Regions from separate parts of the Homo sapiens genome. Here region 1 is linked to region 2. Evidence: chromatin loops called from intact Hi-C (ENCODE). Cell type or tissue: Caco-2. All regions are shown on one strand. Links, peaks and the distances in the headings refer to the core of each region. The heading gives the core; the rest is flanking DNA. Region 1 overlaps CDK14 (cyclin dependent kinase 14). Region 2 overlaps CDK14 (cyclin dependent kinase 14).

What was found. A loop is a pair of places that touch in the nucleus more often than their neighbours do. Peaks named below come from ENCODE experiments on the same cell type or tissue, not always from the same donor. Only the 100,000 strongest peaks of a DNase experiment are listed, where the experiment ranks them.
Region 1: a loop joins it to region 2, with 2.8 times the contacts of the local background. A loop is called at or near these places in 3 of 110 quality-filtered maps.

The regions. Positions count from the first base shown.
Region 1 is chr7:90,924,188-90,934,700 of GRCh38, forward strand. The region is part of intron 8 of CDK14 (cyclin dependent kinase 14); the gene reads left to right. Among named protein-coding and RNA genes, the nearest start is that of CDK14, 330 kb to the left of the region's middle. In Caco-2, for the core only: a CTCF peak has its summit at 4,628; a DNase peak (open chromatin) is centred at 4,674; H3K4me3 peaks cover 667 bases.
Region 2 is chr7:90,762,721-90,773,233 of GRCh38, forward strand. The region is part of intron 4 of CDK14 (cyclin dependent kinase 14); the gene reads left to right. Among named protein-coding and RNA genes, the nearest start is that of CDK14, 170 kb to the left of the region's middle. RefSeq lists enhancers at 1,990-2,561, 3,762-4,263, 4,264-4,763. In Caco-2, for the core only: no CTCF peak of the experiment used is centred there; DNase peaks (open chromatin) are centred at 4,241 and 4,531.

The sequences.
Region 1 (10,513 bases), core at 1,532-9,531, 160 kb after region 2:
AGTCCTGAGGCGGTGCAGGGCATCACATGGCAAGGGGGTTGAGCATGCTCATGTAAAGCCACTAATGCCATTTCTGTGATAACCCATTAATACATTAACCCATGAATGGATTGATCCATTCCTGAAGGGAGAACCCTCAAGACCCAAGCACCTCTTAAAGGCCCCACCTTTCAGTACTGCCATATTTGGGATTAAGTTTCAACTTGAGTTTTGGTGGGGACAAACATTCAGTAAGTGTAAACGTTAGCTTAGAGTTTGGCAATTGCCTAATATCCCTGCTTTATAGATCCTGGCCCATCTCTTTCTCTACCTTCTAAAAAGCTCATGTTAAAATTCAGCCCAAACCAGACTCCACTACTATATGTCAATATGCTTGATTTATACTAAAATCTTAGATGACAGTAAATGAATTATTGCAGTCTAAAGCACATGTTTTCTAAAATCTTTACTGGAAGCGAGAAAAACTGACCAGCTACTATGGGAAATGTAAGACATGCTGTAAATTCTGGTTAGACATTTTTTTTTTAATTTGTGATTTTAAACCTTTGTTTCTCACTTTAATACCACCAGTTCAATATTAGTTTTCTTTCTTCCTTTTTTCCCTAGTTTCTTTTTTAAAAAACCTGCCATATGTTGGTTTATTTAGCTTTGAAATAGTACATATTTATGCATATTAGTATTTTAAAATGTCCTTTTCACCTTGAATAATTTCTTCTGTGGTAATAGATAAACTTAGGATATTAGGACTTTTTTCATTTTAATGAAAGAAGAAAGCACTGGAAAATTAAAAATAAAAACCAATTAAGAACTAATGGTCTGTGCTGCTTATTAATTTTCAATACATGTCTGAAAAACTTTTTTTTTATTTTTACCACATACCGGAAAGGAATCTTGGTGCAAATAATCAAGTTTATAGGCCTAAAATAATATAACTTTTTGCAAAAATTCAAACTTTAAAAATGGAACATCTTTCTGTGAAATATCTGTCAAGATATTTGGCACTCTAGTTTTTAATCAGAAAGGATACTGATATAAAAATGCAGATTGAAGTGTTCATTCCAGTTATGGAGTAGAGTTGTCAGCTGTGGAAATCTGTCCTGTGAAACAATGACCGGCTAATATTGGATGTAGAAACTGTGCTTAGATCCAGCCATAGAGTTGGGAGCAGTAGATGAAATGGGTCAGTGAGTTGGCTAAATTAAGTGCCCATATCATGCGAATGGAATAACTGAGGCATAAGCAGAGGATGGAAAACGATGGAAGATTTCAAGATCAAATGTTTAGTATGGTTTCTGAATAGTTATCATTAAGGTCTCAACATGCTTAAAATAAATTGAGAGCATATTGTTATAAGAATCACTGATACCAGAATTACAAGAACAATGTAAAATAAACTGGTTATAGTGGTGTGTGCCTGTGGTTCCAGCTACTTGGAAGGCTGAAGCAGTAGGACTGCTTGAGGCTGGGAGTCCAAGTCTAGCCTGAACAACATAGCAAGACCTCGTCTCTAAAAAAATAATGAAAATAAATAAATAATGACATGTGAGCATTTTGCTCAAAGAATTGAAAGCGGGAGATGGTGTTACTTTTGAAATCATCCAGTTGTTGATAGAATCATATCATTGGGAACATTTTGTTATAGTTTGTTATTCAGAATAAAGGCAGAAGATCTATGTGGGGAAATTAAATCACTCATATAAGAGAAAAGCAAATCCTTTTACATTGACATTTTCAGATTTTTTAAATTGAAATTTTCTCTAGATTTTGAAGGAACCTCAGAGATTATGTAATCCAGACCCCTCATCTGAAAAATATATATACTTTGGGCCAGAGATGGAAAATAAGTTAACATTGTGCCTGTTACTTAGTGTTAAATTATTATTCCTAATATTATTGTTACCAGTGTCTTTAGAGCCCCAGTGTAATACCCTGTAGAGTATTAATAACTTAGTTGGCACATGCATGGCTAGTTCCCCAAACATGTGAGAAGGTAGGAGTGCTAACTGGATGTTCAGGTCGAAGTAAGCCATGCTGGTCTGATGACCTGTGTCACCTGATCACTGGGATCCTGTCAGGAAGATGAGACCCAGAATACTAGATGTCACTCTGTTCCCAACCCCACGAGTCTTGAGGAAACTTTAAGAAATGATACAAAGAATGCTTCTCACAGTAGACTAGTAGGAAACCTTGTTGGAATAAAAGTTTAAATAGAGCTTTGGTAATTTAAGGAATCACCCTCTTTAATTATATTCCTGGGTGAATTAAAGCATTGAGAAGCCTTATGGACAGGTGGAGGCTGAACTGGCTTTAATAATGTTCCTGTTAGGGCTCCGCAGTGCTGGGCAGTAGCTCAAAAAATGCCCTGATGCCTGCCAATGGGAGTAAATTTTCTTTTCAGATTTCACCTTTTCCATGGTACTGTGCTGTTTTTTACTCATAACACTTTCAAATTAACTTTTTGGGTTATTTCCCCACACCAATAACCAATTCACCAACACCTCAGACAGACACCAACTGAGTGTCTAAAGATTCTATTTATTTCTGACACTAACTACGCAGTAGCACAGACCCCTTAGGTTAAGGGCTTAGTCTGCAAGACTACCTCCGCTTTGAATGCCAGTTGCAAGTCCTGGACTGCCTGCATTTCTGACTGACCTGCTACAAATTGGGCATTCCCACGCCCCCTTCCTTGGGTTCCATAGTTTGCTAGAATGGCTCACAGCACTCAGGAACACATTTGCTTATATTTTCTGGTTGACTATAAAGGATACAACTGGGGAACAGCCAGATGGAAGAGATGCATAGGGCAAGGTAGGGAGGAAGGGTGCTCAGAGCTTCCAGGCATTCTCCAGGGGCACCACCTTCCCAGCACTTCAGTGTGTCCACAACCCAGAAGCTCTCTGAACCCATCATTTAGGGGTTTTATAGAGGTTCATAACCTAGATGATTGATTAAATAATTGGCCAGTGGTGACTAACTCATCTTTAGCCCCTTGCCCCTCCCTGGAGGCACATTGGTGGAGTTGCAGATTACAACCCTGTAATCATGCCTTGGTTCTTCTGGCAACCAATCCCCATCCTGAACCTATCTAGGGGCCTGTAGCCACCAGTCATTCTTCTTAGCATTCAGAAAATATACTCTTATCACTAAGATTCCAAGGGTCTTAGGAGCTCTGTGTCAGGAACTGAGGACTAAGACCAAATATTATAACAAAAGATGCTCTTATCACCCCTGTTACTCAGAAAATTATAAGGATTTTAGGAACTCTGTGCCAGGATGAAGACCTGGGATGAAGACCAAATAAATATTTCTTACTAAATCACAATGTCACACAAAGTTTGGAAATAGACAGTACACAGCTGTAGTGCAAGTGGTGGTGTAACAGAAGTACTAAAGTACATATATAAATATAAATATATATAAAAGGTAAAATATGGGTAGGGTGCCGATTCTGCAGCCACATGCCTGAGTTTGAATCCTGGTGAATCTGACAATTACGTGTCTTGGAGTTGCTCTTCTCGAGGAGTATCTTTGTGGCATTCTCTGTATTTCCTGAATTTCAATGTTGGCCTGCCTTGCTAGGTTGGGGAAGTTCTCCTGGTTAATATCCTGCAGATTGTTTTCCAACTTGGTTCCATTCCCCCCGTCACTTTCAGGTATACCAATCAGATGTAGATTTGGTCTTTTCACATAGTCCCATATTTCTTGGCGGCTTTGTTCGTTTCTTTTTACTCTTTTTTCTCTAAACTTCTCTTCTTGCTTCATTTTATTCATTCAATCTTCAATCACTGATGCCCTTTCTTCCACTTGATCAAATAGGCTACTAAAGCTTGTGCATGTGTCACGTAGTTCTAATGCCATGGTTTTCAGCTCCATCAGCTCATTTAAGGACTTCTCTACACTGGTTATTCTAGTTAGCCATTCGTCTAATCTTTTTTTCAAGGTTTTTAGCTTCTTTGCGATGGGTTTAAACATCCTCCTTTAGCTCGGAGAAGTTTGTTATTACCGAACGTCTGAAGCCTTCTTCTTTCAACTCATCAAAGTCATTCTCCGTCCAGCTTTGTTCCATTGCTGGCGATGAACTGCGTTCCTTTGGAGGAGAAGAGGTGCTCTGATTTTTAGAATTTTCAGCTTTTCTGCCCTGGTTTCTCCCCATCTGTGTGGTTTTATCTACCTTTGGTCTTTGATGATGGTGACGTACAGATGGGGTTTTGGTGTGGATGTCCTTTCTGTTTGTTAGTTTTCCTTCTAACAGTCAGGACCCTCAGCTGCAGGTCTGTTGGAGTTTGCTGGAGGTCCACTCCAGACCCTGTTTGCCTGGGTATCACCAGCGGAGGCTGCAGAACAGCAAATATTGCAGAACGGCAGATGTTACTCCCTGATCTTTCCTCTGGAAGCTTCATCTCAGAGGGGTACCTGGCTGTATGAGGTGTCAGTTGGACCCTACTGGGAGGTGTCTCCCAGTTAGGCTACTCGGGGGTCAGGGACCCACTTGAGGAGGCAGTCTGTCCGTTCTCAGATCTCCAGCTGCATGCTGGGAGAACCACTACTCTCTTCAAAGCTGTCAGACAGGGACGTTTAAGTCTGCAGAAGTTTCTGCTGGCTTTTGTTCACCTATGTGCTGCCCCCAGAGGTGGAGTGTACAGAGGCAGGCAGGCTTCCTTGAGCTGCAGTGAGTTCCACCCAGTTTGAGCTTCCTGGCTGCTTTGTTTACCTACTCAAGCCTCAGCAATGGCGACGCCCCTCCCTCAGCCTGGCTGCTGTCTTGCAGTTAGATCTCAGACTGCTGTGCCAGCAGTGAGCAAGGCTCTGTGGGCATGGGACCCTCTGAGCCAGGCGCAGGATGTAATCTCCTGGTGTGCCGTTTGCTAATTCCATTGGAACAGCACTGTATTAGGGTGGGAGTGTCTCGATTTTCCATTTTCTCGATTTTCTGTCACGGCTTCTCTTTGCTAGGAAAGGGAATTCCCCGACCCCTTGCACTTCCTGGGTGAGGCGATGCCCCACCCTGCTCCGTGGGCTGCACCCAGTGTCTGACAAGCCCCAATGAGATGAACGTGGTACCTCAGTTGGAAATGCAGAAATCACCCATCTTCTGCATTGCTCATGCTGGGAGCTGCAGACTGGAGCTGTTCCTATTCGGCCATCTTGGAACCTCTGGAACCTGTTTTAAATGGACTGATTTTTAAATCATTGTCTTGCATATTTCATGGTGATGGTTATTTGACTATTTTAAAGTATAATTACTGGGCAAGGGACGATTTTAAAAATAGTTCTTTACATATCAATGTTAACAACTTTTTGTTGTTTGTAGCTCAGATTTTAAAGTATCTCTATCACAGTGCTATTCAGTTTAGCTTTCCTGGCAAAAGAAGTGAGAATAATTTAATAAAAGGGAATCATTCTTGTAGTAAACAGTTTTTATGATAGATTTATATTATTCATGCCATGCTTTGAGAATAAAATTATACTTCATGTTAATTCCTTTAAGAGACAGAACATTTTGTTTGCTAAGCAGGAATCCATTGGTGTACTTTTATTCCTCATAAACAGCTTAGTGTTTCTGCCAAATGTTTTCATTCACAGAGACCTGTGAGATAAGAAATTTTGTGGATCACAAGAAAATTTAGTCCTGAAGAAATGCATAATTACACCTTAGTGTATACTTTAAAGAAGAGTAAGCTATCATCTAGAGTGAACACTACTACTGCTGTCCAATTTCAATGTTTGTTGTCTCTTAAGGGTAGTTCTTGCTGCAAATATTACTTTTTATATTAGCATGAAACACAGAAATCTACATGTAAAATGGCATATTGATTTCTTGAAGTCTTTAGAGATTTGATGCTCTGTTCAACAGTAAAATTAGTTTATAAGAAAACAGTGTACAGACCATTATATTAATAGCTTGTTTTTTAGGACATTTTGGTAGTGTTTTTTTTTTCTTAATTAGATTGTTACCAAAGTTCATTTGACCAGTCTTTAAATCTCAAGAGTAAACATATATAAGTGGAAATATGCATAAATGAAGGAGTATTCTTGTAATTGTCAGTAAAAAAAAATGCATAGATTGCCAAAATGTATGATTTGAAATAATGGTAGATTGTGGATTCCTTAGCAGATTGATAAATCAAGTGCTTTGTCACATGTATCCTTCATTACAGTAAAAATATCAGTTCCCTACATTTTGTCAGCCTTGGCTATAGATAGCAAAGGGAGTCACTTCTTAAATTTTGAAAGATGCCTGTGTATTTGACCTTCTATGTGAATGACATGTCTGTGGTCTGCCTTGGATATGGGTGATATGGGCATCTGTACTGTGCAGTGTTATAGCACAGGCTAAGCTTTTTTTTTTTTTTTTTTTTTTTTGGTCAAGCTCAAGGTGTAGACTTCAGTGTCTGAGGGCATTCTTATTTTTGAACACTGAATTCAACATTTGTAAGCATTCTGGTTTTTGAATCATAGAAATGTTTGATCTGCAGCACTTGACATTAGATTGCTTTTAGGAAGCAAAATGGACTCAAACTTCAGTCATTTCTAATAATAGTAAGAGCCTATTACAGTTTATGAAGTGCTTCATAGCTCTTACTTTGTTTTATCCTTATAATCCTGTGGAGTAGAGAGTGCAGGTCTCATTACCCCCTCTTTAATGTGAGAGCATTGATTTGTGCTTGTAATATTAGCTTTATTTAGGCATTAGAATGACCAATATTTTAACATGGGCATTTCTGTTGAGTCTTCAGACTTGAAGGTAATTCATTTGAAATAATCTTATAAGATCATATCATATGACTTCTTGTACATCTTTTAAATAACAACATGAAGAGCTTTCAAGTAGTTCTGATTTTTATTATGATCAGTGATTTTTTAAATAGGTATATTACAGATAAGTAAGTTTTGCTATCTAGCACTGTATCAAAGAATAGCTATAAATGAGCTCCTTGATCTCCCTCAATAATAAAATTTAGACTAGTAACTGGAATTAGTGCTATTAAAATTCAGACATAGTATCACTTTACTTTGAAATGCACCTAAGTTGAGAAATTTTGATGCAAATTTGAAATTGCCTTTGAATCACTGAGTGCCAGATTAAACATAGCACTTTTACCCACCAGTTCTAAAGGGCTATCTGTAAATTGAAAGCACAAATGTTGAAGGCAGTAAAACATTCTAGAATGTGCAAGTTGGCCCTTTCATTGCCAAAGAAGTAAAGTTTCTGGAAAGCAGGAAGACATTAAAAAACAAAAACAGAACTCAACACCTTTTAAAGTGATGGATGTGATGTCAAACAAGGTGCTCATTGGACTCTACTCCATTTCCTTTCCTCTGCAAGCTGCTCTGTCCTTCTGCCTCCAGCCTCCTGACAGTCCCTGTCATTGCTGGTGAGAGGTGATGTGTATGGCTGATGTGATGGGGGAAGGAAGGGATAAGAGAGGAAAACTACTGTTTTGTCTTCTTCATAGCTGTAAATTATTTTCTTGAGAAACGCAATTGCAGAATTTGTTCATAAAAATACCATGCTTGGTTGGTTTAGAGAAATAAAAGATCAGGAGGGACTAGAGAAATATTTCAAATGAAACTTTCATCTTTGGATTTTGTGTGTGTGTGTGTGTGTGTTTTGGTGAGAAGTTTTATTGTTTTGGGTCTTAGAGGTCCCCCCACAACAAAGTTTATTCTAAAACAAGTTTTTACTGCTTTGACTTATCTTAGATTGAAGCTAGTCTGTTGATTCAAACACATGAATACGTTTTTTTTTCTTACAAAATATGTTGAGCATTATATATTTTTGTTGACAATTTACAAGACGGAAAAATTAGGGAAGCAACAAAACTTTTCACAAAATATAGTTTGTTGGATAACAGCAAATTTGGATATTTTTAGGAAGAGTTGGATAATTTCCCTCAATTCGTGGGATGGCTGTTGTCCACTTTTGCACATGTTCTGCCTCCTGTCTGAGGCATTCACAGCTGGCTTTGGATTTCTGTGTCTCCTAAAGCTTCTGTGAATCTGAAAAGTCATTTCTGAAACTGTGGTCTGCGGCTGGGAGCAGTGGCTCATGCCTGTAATCCTAGCACTTTGGGAGGCTGACACGGGCAGATTGCTTGAGCCCAGAAGTTGGAGACCAGCCTGGCCAGCATAGTGAGACTATGTCCCTATTTCATAAAAACAAAGAAAAGAAAAATAAAATTATGGTCCAATTAACAAAATAATTGTTAAAATTAGGAAAAATGTCCTTGATCAAATCTGTTTGGGGTGAGCTGCATATGTGCATCTCTCCCATCTCCCCCCAGCCAGTAGAATCTCAATGTTCATTAGCTAATGATTAAAAGCTCTTGGTCTTCTGCTGTTAAAATTAAATCTGCCATTACATCTCCCAGATTTACTAGATTAAGAACAAATTTTGGACTCTGTGGAACATAAGTTGGGGAAATGTTGGTATATTAGCTGTCTGTTGCTGTGTAAAAAATTACCGCAAAATAAGCTGCTTAAAATAGCACTGGTTTATTGTCTCAGTTTCTGTGTGGTAAGAGTCTGAGTATGGCCTAGCTGGGTGCCTCTGCCTCCAGGTGTCCCTTCAGTCTGCACAGTCAGCTAGGCCTTCTCTTGTTTCATCTGAATGCTCCACTGGGAAAGGATCTACTTCTGAGCTCACATGGCTGTTGGCAACATTCTGTTTTTTGAGTCTCTTGGACTGCGAGCCTCTCACAGACACTCAAAGGAAGAATATTCCACAACAAAGTGAATATGAATAGGCAAGGGAGTCATGGGAACCACCTTAGCGTTTGCCAACCATTGTTGGTATCAAAAGTACTGTCCAATTATGTCGTGGTGATTAAACTATGTGATATGGTTTTCCATAAGGAATAACAGTTGGCTGGGCATGATGGCTCATGTCTGTAATCCCAGCACTTTGGGCGACTAAGGCAGGCAGATCCCTTGAGCTCAAGAGTTCAAGACCAGCCTGGGAAACATGGTGAAACCCCAACTCTACAAAAAATTAGCCAGGATTGCCTGAGCCCAGGAGGTCGAGACTGCAGTGAGCCATGATCTTGCCACTGCATGCCAGCCCAGGTGACAGAGTGAAACCCTGTCTCAAAAAAAAAAAAAAAAAATTGTTAGCATGTAGTGCATGTCAGCAGCTACCTTAGGGTGTAAAGATTTATAAACGGTATTGATAATGATGATGATTAATGATAGTACAGGTGATGATAAGGAAGCCTTATTGGTTGTTGCTCATGTGAAACACTAGGGTAAGCACTTTGCCTGTAGTATCTTTTCAAATCTTCACATAGTCTCCTTTTCTATATAACAGTTCGAGAAGTTATGTAAACAGAGGGCTGTAGATTGTTTTCAAACAGCTCACTGAGAAAATAGACAATTTATATCACTAACTATATTGTATGACAAGTAACTTCTTTATATAGAATGGCAGACCAGAAAAGGACACTGCACTTTTTGCTTGGGAGATTTAGAGAGAAAGACCTAAAGAATTATTTTCAAGGTCCAAATAGGATTTCATGAAGTTTTAAGACAAGGACAGAGACAGGGCTCAGTATAAGTAAAGGTAGGTAAGGTTTATGTTATGGTAATATTTCATAATCCTCCACTAGTAACATTCCAGAAGACAGAGCTTTTGCTGTGTAGCCATGAGCAGAAATGTTGATGTTCATGTGGACAGCAAAGCTGGAGAGTAGATTGTCAACAAGGTGGTAGCAACAGTAACAGATGGCAATTATTTGATTATATTTTTTATTATTTATTTATTCCCAGCCTCTTTCCAAAATGGCTCTGAAGCAGCTGCTGATCTGACGCTCCACTCGCTTTATTCTTATTTAGCCTGCAGGCTGTGCTAGGCAGACTTGTTTCCATCCAGCACATGCTCTCACTCCAGTTGCAGTCTCCAAGCTCCAACCTTCATCATGTGCCCCTGGAAAGGCGGTCAGTGCCCAGGAGGCCTTGGGGCGTGAGAGCAGTGGCACAAGAGGGTTTCAGCATGTGTTTCTCTGGCCTCCTATCAGCTGGAACCTGCTGCCAGTCAGGCGGGACTTAGGCCAGGACCAGTCCCTGCCCAGATATGCCCCTGGGACTATGGCAGAGCCCTGAGCCAGGTGCCAGCAATGTACAGTTTGCCATGTACAGGGCCAGTTGGCAGATCAAAGGAGGCCAGCCTGAGTGAATAAGTCCTGGTCCCATTTACCAGTCCTCTGGGATAGAAGGAGAGTGATAGCCAAGGCTCACAGCAACAACTGGGGATGAAAATCTAGGAACCTGTGTCTTTTCTGGAAGTCCTTCCCTTGAGCAGAGATGGCAGCAAAAAGGCAGGCTCCTTTTGCAGTGAACTTTAGTTTTAAAAGCATGGTATCAAGGAATTGGAAGTCCAGTATTTCTTCTAACTTTGTCACCAGTTAGTTTTTTTATTTTGGACAAGTCACTTAAATGGACAGTTGTGTTTTCTGTAAATTAAAAAACTAAGAATGAATTCAGTGATCTATTTTAGCTTTAAGTTATGGTTTTA
Region 2 (10,513 bases), core at 770-8,769:
CACCCTTATAATCCTAGCACTTTGGGAGGCTGAGGCGGGCAGATTACTTGAGATCAGGAGTTTGAGACCAGCCTGGGCAACAGGGGGAAACCCTGTCTCTAACAAAAAACACAAAAATTAGCCAGGCATGGTGGCACATGTACCTGTAATCCCAGCTACTCAAGAGGCTGAGGCAGAAGAATTGCTTGAACCCGGAGGCAGAGGTTGCAGTGAGTACCACTGCACTCCAGCCTGGGCAAGAGAGTGAGACCCTGTCTTAAAAAATTAACATAGCTGCAGTAGCCGTGTTAATTTCAGACAAAGCAAGTACTTCTGATGATTCAGAAGATCATCAAGATTAAAGAGAGGCATTACATGATGATAAAGAGCTTAGTTCTCCAAGAAGACAACCAACTTTATTGTATACACACCAAACAACAGAGTGTCAAAATACGTGAGGCAAAAATTGATAGAACTGAAAGGTGAAATGGACAAATCCACTATGGTGGTTGTGACTTCAACACCACTTTGTCGGTAATTGACAGATTAAGCAGGCAGAGATATCACTAAGGATTCGATGATCTGATCAGTACTGCCAAAGTAAACAAAGTGGAAGCTGCCAATATTTCAAGGCCTGGACCCAGAACTGGCACAGTGCTCCTTTCACCTACTCTTGATCAAGTGTTCAAAGAGACCAGATCCAAGCGTAGGGGCCATAGACCACACCTCTCAATGAGGAGTGTCAATGAATTTGGGGGCCGTGTTTTAAAACCCCGTATAGAGTTTGGTTTTTATTCTAGGCTGAATTAAATCTTTGGTCTCATCTTTGTACACAGTTCTCTCAGCTATCTGTTCTGAACATATATTTGCTGACTCCTTTTTGGGTTAATTTCATTAGATTTTAGATCTCTCCTTGAGAACAATAAAGACACAGGGTGGGGAACATCACACACTGGGGCCTGTCGTGGGGTGGGGGGATGGGGGAGGGATAGCATTAGGAGAAATACCTAATGTGAACGATGAGTTAATGGGTGCAGCAAACCAACACAGCACATGTATACATATGTAACAAACCTGCATGTTGTGCACATGTACCTTAGAACTTAAAGTATACATTTAAAAAAAGGTTCTGTTTAGTATAAATGGCTTTGTATAGAGGGGGCCCTTCTGTCCTAGTGTACCTGGCACAGTTCTGGTTTATGCTTGTCATTTTCATGATTATTAATAGTGCTCTTTTTACTCTGAATACTGTCCCATTTGGATGATAAATTATATGATCATATTATATAATTTTTATTTTTCTGGAACTTGGTAAAATATTTTGCCAAAAACCGAAATTTGATTGGAATATGTTATTGTGGGATCCAACTGAGTATTTAGAGCCATTAATGTCAGTGAATCTGTGGGAGCATTTTTGAACAGTTTATGAGTGCTGTTGAATCTGTAATGCAGATTTGTGAATTGATTTTAAAAGTTTCGTGGGAGGTTAATGAACTTTATGTACAGTTCTTAGACAGAAAGGTCTGGCAATTAGACATGATTTTTGTGAAATAGGAACTAATCAATCTAAAATTCAAATGACCTACTCAGGTGCCTTACTACTCGTAACATAAATGTTAGGCTTAGAGTAATTCAAGATAGCTGAAATGCTGGAAATGTGAAAGAATTAACAAGGTGGGGTTTGGGTGAAATTAGGTGCTGTTAGAGCTCAAAGCTAACAGGTTGCGGTGTCAGTGAGTTTTAGTCAAATGCTCCCAGTCTATTTAGCACTGGCTCATACAAAGGAAGTATACTGTACTACTAGTAGGAATTGTAACAATGGAGAGATGGCAGGTACCTTAAAAATCTAGGATTGCAATTTGCATAGAGTAATTCAGTGCAAGATTGTATGGTAGACACTGTTGATGTTGGGGAGATGATCTGACAGAAAGGAAATTATTTTAAAGATTTCAGGCGTAAGACTTTTTTTTATGCTTAATGGTTGATTCTTGAGCAAATATGTTTTCCCTTCCTTCTAGAGTTCTGAGGAAACAGACATAACATTTGCCTGTATAAACAAATTCTTTGAATTTTTAAAAGATATCTGTCTCTAGTTCAGAAGGGTCTCTTTGGGATTGCTGTGTTTTTAACTATCTCTGTTTTCAGGGACTTAATGATCCTAGAGATCTGCAAGCATTGTCTGAGCTGAGGGAAAATTGTAAACATCAGGCACTTTGGTTAATAGTTGAAAGACCTGTTGTAACCCAACAGAGAATAAGGTAGAAGTCATTCCTAATTGGCCTGATGGGTGAGACAGGAGAGTGAATTCTCATGCAGCTTAGCAGTCAGCATAGGTATTGAAAGACAAGCCCCTGGGGAAGCAAGAGAGGAACCAAGGGCTTTTGTTGTATGTCTCATCAAACCTCTTAGGAGAAAGAAGAGGGAAATTGAGATATTGAGAAACCAAACAAGTAGTGTTACAAATGAGGCCTACTGGGAGTCCCAAAGGAAGCCAGATTCCTAATGAGAAAGCAATGGTCTAGGTTAAACAGTGACTTTTTTATTAAAAAAAGTTATTTTTTTTTTACTACTTGTTCTTGAGAAAGTTTCATGGCTAAGTGCTGGAGAGTTGAGGGCACCTGGAACTGTGCCCAAAGCAGAGCATAAAGGATTATTAAATTAAAAGAATGTGTATCATCTCAGTGAAACAGAAGGGATGAAATAACAGACCACCAATATTTAGAGCTGGGCAAAGAGAGAAGTGAAGAACAGAGGAGAGATTGTCTAGAGAGGTGGCGAGAAAACCAGCAAAGTACCAAGGAAGAAAGAGAGTTTCAAAGAGCATGGACGATGATGTCAGATATTCAGAAAAGTCAAATCAATGAATCCTGAAAGTAATTTATTACATTTTACAACTAGGAAGGTTTTTTTTTTTTTTAAGAATGTTAAGGGACTGGTGGGGATGGATACTAATTATTTTGTGTTGAAGAGAGAATGGGGGATGAAAAAATGTAGGGTAAAATACATATAAGCTACTCTTTTTAGCAGTGAGGCAGGGAAAGAAAAGAGAACTAGAAGAAAGGGGAGAAGTGTTTTGTGTTGTTTCAGTTTTAAACTAAATGGGGAATAATCGAGTATGTATATAGACTATGACAAAGGAGTCAGTAGAAAGAGAAAAAGTTATTAAGGAAACACTTGAAGTATATTCTTGATGGAGAAATCTGAGGAGCTCTATTTTCTCTGTCACTTGAACTTTATTTCATATGCTCCATGTAATTGGTCTTCCTGTTTCTTTTTCTAATAATGTGTAGATATGAAATAGCTCTTTTTATTGTCGGCTTCATCTCATTTAGGATCTAGACGTATAAGAAAATTATCCTTCTTAAATATCTTTTATTTTTATTCATGTTCTTTTGAAATTCAGGTACATCATGGAACTCTCTGTGTAGCACATTTGTTTTTCTTCTTTGCTCCATTTTCTTCATTGATACTAGTTGTGATTTTTTTTAATGACATCTCTTTTTTTGTGAATTTTCTTCCTTGATACCACTTCTCTCTTTGTAATTTAGAGTTATGAAATAAAGCTACTATTTATTGAACACTCCATTTTTTTCACCTGTGAAAACAGGGTTAATAATAGAATTGATTTCATACAGCTGTGAAGAATGTATGTAAGCAAATACATTTAGTGTTTAGAACATTGTCTCACATAAATGTTCAATGAATATCAGCTACTTCTTTTTCGTTTCTTATAACAATCCTAGAAGAGATTTGAGATAATACAATTTCCCTTATTTTACGGGTGAAGAAACTGAGACCCATAAAGTTTGAGTAATTTGCCTACAATCACACAGCTAAGTTCCAGGGCCAGAATTCAGATCCAGTTAGTCCAACTCCAGAGCTGAGTTCTTAACTTTTACCATTTTTTGTAAAACTTCAAAATCTGCTTTCTTGAAATCTATTCTTACCCTACCCTTCTGTCATGCCATGACTATGCCAATTGTAAGGTCCAGGGTCAGGTTTGAGCCCCAGCCGAGGTCCGAGGGGAGTGGGTAGATGGGCAGATAGCTGAAAGAACACTCGGGGGGCCATAGGCAGGGGAATATGGTTTTATTCAGCAGCTCTCTCATCAACAGCTCTCTCACACTGTCCGCCTTTATCTTGGTTGTCTGCTCCGGCTCCACAGCTCCTCTCAGCAGCCAGCTCTGCCGCTCTGGCTGCTCCCACACACAGCTGCACGGCCAGCTCTCCCTTGCCTGCAGTGTCAGCAGCTTAACTCCTTCCCTCTGGGCATGAGTGTGAGCCATGTCGAGCCATGTAGTACCCTGGCTCCCCTCTGTCCATCTGCAAGATGGACAACTCCGGTACTCTCTTTTTCTCTAGGTGCAATAGCCAAGCCATGCCATGCCATACTGACCCATGCTAAACCAAGCCCCCCATGCACAGTGTCAGCAGGGCAATTATACCTTTAACAGACAATAAATAATGGCTTACAGCCAAGTATGAACTTACACAAACAGGTTATTTAACAAGTGGAGTATGTGCCTGCATCCTAAACTCACTGAGTCATGCAGGCCTGGATGTCTGCCTTGGCCTATTTCTTGACCAAAGCACATCCATGTACCTTATACCTTCCTTGTTAATAATTAACTGTAGGGTACATAGCCAATTTCTTGCATAATTCTCTTATTTTCCCTCTGTATCCATGCTGTTTTTTCTCTCTAGTCATTTATTATTAATATTCTCCACTGTTCTAGTCAATTCCACAGTGAAATCATAGCTATTTTCCCCCCTTGTTTCACCTAAGTGATTTGTGAGTTTTGGTATAGTAGGTGCCTGCATGAAATAGAGCGCTCACTGCTCACCTTCCCTTTCTATCAGATAGATTTATTTTGGACAAGGTTTTCTATTCCTTTGCTGCCTTCTCATGTGGACTTCAGCCCAAGATTTGATGGGCTCCATTTCTCTTACTACCTTTTTATTCATTGCCATATAAGCATATGACAAACATAACTCCTGACTCGCCAGCACCTTTCAACCCTTTTATTCTTCTCACAAATAACATAGGAACTAATATTATAGTAAGAACTATACCTGAAAAAATAAAATTTTTTCTAATACGTTTTTGAGTAAATCAGAATCTGAGCCCTCTTGAGCCTCCACCTGAGGTATATCCCCAGCTCTTGCTGTGAATGTAGTTAAGTTTTCAAAATTGAGTTGGGGAGACATTGATTCTCTCAACCTGTTGTGTCCTTTGAAACTCTTGCCAATTTTTCATTATCTTTGTTCTCATGTTTTTAGTCACTTCCTTGTACATTCATATCTACGTAGGTATATTTATATTGTTTACACGTATTTATTCACATAAACTGTCAGATACAACTTTCTTAAATTGCTAATCACTGTTGTGATGATTGATGTGACCTAGACTAACTTACCATTGACCCTCTGTTAAAAAAGGGCTCGTTTAATTAGTAAGACCTGGAGAGAACCACTGTATTTAAGGTTATTTCATCCAATAAACGTGGTTTTGTAGAGGATGTTTATAGTTGTAAATGTAATTATTGTAGCTGGCGCAGCCAGATCTCTATTTAGAGATAATATTAGGAGACACTTAATGATCAGCATGTATAGTTATGTTTCTCTTTCTACTTTTCAAAAACTTTTCCTGGATTTATATATATTTGTGCACATGTGTGTGAGTGTGGGTGTGTGTATATTACAAAGAAAGTTCAGAGAGGTAGCAGCGATTATTTTTGAAAGTTGGAGAAAGCAGAGTTGGCAGGATGAATGATGGCCCTGTGTTTACGTATGTCATTGGTAACAGCTGCACTGAAAAGTTGGGCGTCTCAGTTTCTCATCTGCCACTTTCTTACTGTACTTCAGAGTTGGAGCCATTCCATTATCTGAAATGAGTGAATTGTCCTCTTTTTTCGAATATCCGATATAATTTGTATTTTCTTTTTAGTCACTCAAAATTGGTGATTTTTATAGTATACCGATTGGATGCATATTTGACAACTAAGCAATTGTGTTCTCTCACTTAGATTCAAAATCTGTGAGTTCAGCTGACTAATTAGTGGTCTGGATTTTTAAAATCATGGTAAAACGAAGACAATAAATGATATGTTTCCTTTAAAAATTTGTGTATTTGAAAACAAAGATAAAATGAAAGGTAATCCTATGTATTATAAGCAGACTAAGTTGCTTATCTACCATGGACACAGGACATTACTTTTATAGTGTCGATTTTTGATAGTAATTTTTATATAGCTACATTCCAGGCTTTTTTGAACAAAAGAGTTAATGTTAAGAGGCAAATGGTAGACAGTTACTAATCAGTGATTAAAACCTTTGTTTGCAGATATTTTACATACAAAAATTTAGACATTTATATTCAATTTACCTAATTTACAGATATGCTACTCTTAAAACACTTCTTTTTATAAGCTAATATATTATACAAGCCAAAGTCCTATTTATTTTCTGGGCTAGCATTTGTATCTAAGGTGCTATTATGGAAGGATGACTACTGATTTCCCATCTGTTTCAGTTGGAGAAGAGTCATGCCAATTGTATTCATTGCTCATTTTGGGTGAAAACTGAGCACATATCTAACTGCTTTTGAGTATATGTTGCCCCTGAAGCTAGGTAGTTTATTCTTCTAACACTCATTTTCAACTTAAGTGAAAAGCATATCAGAATGCTTTTTATTAGTGACTGTAAGGATTGACACACACACAAAGGAGAAACATTTAGGAAAGCTGACTTCTGTGATTTCTTTCTCTTTTCTTTCTTTTTTTTTTTGACTGAGCCCTCATTCTGTCACGCAGGCTGGAATACATTGGCACCATCTCAGCTCACTGCAACCTCCGCCTCCTGGGTTTAAGCGATTCTCCTGCCTCAGCCTCCCGAGTAGCTGGAATTACAGGCATGTGCCACCACACCTAGCTAATTTTTGTATTTTTAGTAGAGACGGGGTTTTGCTATGTTGGCCAGGCTGGTCTTGGACTCCTGACCTCAGGCGATCCATCCACCTTGGCCTCCCAAAGTGCTGGGATTACAGGCATGATCCTCTGCGCCTGGCTGACTTAGGTGATTGCTTACTTATTTTATGAATGGTCCTATGAACAGAGAAAGCTGATGTAATCTGTCCTTTGTAGTTGTTTGCTGTTTTAGTCCTCATTTGAGATAGTTGGACTTCATTCACTTCTGAAGTGTTTATTGAAGCCAACTTGTGTGAAAGGCATCTATCCAAGGAAAAGCCATATAAACATGAATTTTCCTCAAAGTGGCCAAATTCTTTTTTCTCACGTAAAAGGAAATTAGATTTTTTTATTAGATGCTAGATTTGGTAGCTGAGGTTTAACATTACTGAATCGCTTCTTGGTTAAGACCTTGCCAGTTGGCCTTACTTTGTAGCACTAAACGCAGCAAAGCAGATTGCTCTATAGAAAAGGGATGCTAATGTCCTGTTTGATGGTGATGAACACACATGTAATTGCTTGTAAAGCCCTGAAAGTAGCTTAGATGTTTTTAACAAATTGTGTATTCAGGTTTTCAAATAATTACAATGAAGATTTGCTACCAGATTTTGTAGTATGTATGTATAACTATAATAGTGAAGTCTTGGTCTTGGAATTCTAACTTTTTAGTATACTTATCTTTTAAGTATATTAACGTTATAGTCTGTTCTGAGGTTTATGTAGTGGACTTAAAAACTCAGTTAATTGACCTTTATTGGGTAGGATTAAAAATGTATTTTTAACTTCTTTAGGTGAACATTGTTGATTGTTAGCTTTTACTTCACTGGTTCTTAATTATCTTCATTCAAAGCTCTACTTTAAAAAATGTAGTAATACAAACGTGGATTGATGTCCAGCAAGATCAAATATCACATTACTTAACTGGATTAATTTTGCAGCAGACCCAGCATCCACATCCCTCTGGAGTCTGCTGTCTTTCCCCATATCCTTACTGCTTCCTTTGTTTCTGCTCTCCAGGCTTTAAATGTGCTTTGCTGCCTCACTTCTGCAACTTTGTTCATGATAGACCCCTTCACGCTTAAGTGACTTGTGTCTCCTTTTGACATGCCTACAACTGATCCCATCTTCAAGGTTTAACTCAAGCCCCATCTATACCAGGAAACTTTTCTGACTTCTGACAAGACTATCTCCATGACCAAACTTTGTCAGGCTCCTCCAGGCCCTCTTCTTAAGTAGGCGTCACCCTTGGCCCCCATCCTTGACAGCGCTGCACAGACCAGTTTTAGCAAGAGTCTTGCTTAGTCAGTCTAGAGAGAATCCCCTCACCCTGATGTCTGATCACCCTGCCTGCCTCAGTAAGAATCATGTTATGTCCGCTTAGCAAGAATTCCTTCTAGCCTTGATGTCTCCTGTTAGTAATTTTCCATCCACCAATCCCCCAGCCTGCTTCTGTCTATAAGTCCTCACTTGTTCTTTGTATCCTGAGTTGACCCTAATCTTTCTTTCCCCATGCAATTGTCTTGACACCTATCACAATAGTCTTTTTTACTATTTAAACAAGGATCGGAATAATTTTTTCTTTAACACTTCTTGCATGATTCAGTTACTGCCTTGCTTGGTATCTCTTTTAGTTCCTCATATATATGAACTTATTCTTCAGTACCTGTTGAAATGTTACAGCTTCTTTTCTCCCAGAGTTTGGCGAGCAGGAGGGAGTGTTACAGCTATTTTACTCTCACAGTTTGGTGAGTTCTGAGTTCTTGTCTTATGACCAAAAGGAATGAGGTACACAGACACTGGAGAATGAGTAAGTCAGAGTAGAATTTTATTGAGCAACAGAAGGAAAGCTCTCAGCAGCGAGAGGGGACCCAAAAATGGGTTGCTGGCTGCAAGCCTGAGTCTGGGGTTTTTATGGGCTTAGAATGGTCAAATATGTGCTGATTGGTTTATGGATAGGCTTGAGAAGATCACCATTCAGAAAGAGAGATGATAGTGTAAAGAACCAATTGGGGGCTGAAGTGAAGGCTTGGCCTGGGACCAATCAGGAGCTGAAGTGAAGCCTTGGCCTGGGACCAATCAGGGGCCAAGTGTACTGAACGAGAATGGACATTGTCACTCTGGTCACTGGACTCCATCTGGAACTGATAGTTTGGTGTTCAGACTTCAAAATGTCCTTGGCTTGAAGGTCGAGTTTCACTGGGAACCCGTTCCTGTCTGCCTAGGAATTTGTCTGCCTCCTATTGCTATCAACAGTACTGTAAATAGATGCTCAGTTAATAAATGTTACCTGTGTAATGATTGGAAAATGTTTTGGAACATTCCAATCAGGCTAAGGTTGATGAGACAAGACTAACAGATGGACTTTTGGGATAGAGATTTGTTGTCAGGACATGGAGGGTCTTCAACTGAACATTTGGATATAGTCTCTGTACCTGGGTTCATAGAGTAACATCTGCTAGCAGAATTCTCCTGAAGATGATTTGATTGGTTGTTTTCTGTCACTGTAAATAGAGCACTCCCACTGAACTGAATTCCAGCCAGGTAGGTTCTGCCTCCATGTGCCTGCCAGGCCTCTACACTGCTTTCTCACTCAGTCTTCTGTTGCCTAGCTAGCAAGATTGCTTTCACCAATAAATCAAAATGCAGGAGCCATGAAACATTATGAAAGAAATAAGTGTTGGGATCATTTTCCTTACAAGGAAGGTGTGTGCTTATTGGAACTTGAGGCTTCCTGGGTGATATGGTTTGGCTGTGTGTTCCCACCCAAATTTAATGTTGAATTGTAACTCCCAATGTTTGGGGAGGGACCTTGTGGGAGGCGATTGGATCATGTAGGCAGATTTCCCCGTTGCTGTTCTCATGATAGTGAGTGAGTCTCAGGAGATCTGGTTGTTTTGAAAGTGAGTAGCACTTCCCCCTTTGCTCTCTCTTCCTCTTGCTCCACCAAGTGAGGAACGTGCTTGCTTCCCCTTCGCCCTTCTGCCATGATTGTAAGTTTCTTGAGGCCTCCCCAACCGTGTTTCCTGAACAGCCTGTGGAACTGTGAGTCAATTAAACCTCTTTTCTTATAAACAACCGAGTTTCAGATATGTCTTTATAGCATGCAAGAACAGACTAATACACTGGGTTTCTACTTAAGCCCATCCACTAAAAGGATATATTATTAAACCACAGCGAAATAGATGACCAATTATTAAAGTTCTGTAGAATGTTGTTCTTGGGAAAAATTTACATATGAAAAAAACCTAGGAAATAGACACACATGTTGAAGAATTTAACTCTGAATAGTAAGATTACTATTGGTGAAAAATTTTTCTGTACTGACCAAGTATTCTGCCATAAACATGTATCAATCAGTGTTATAATTAGGATAGGACTTATTAATGTCATTCTAAAATATATTGGTTTATTTTGACGTTTGTAAAGAATGATTAGTTGAAAACCTCCAAGAATAATGACACTACTTTCAGATTAAATAATTTGATCATGAGTGTCTTGAAAGAAAAAACAGTTATAAGCAGAGTACTTTTGATGAACAAAGGAGTAGTATAAGAGTGTGGACTACACAC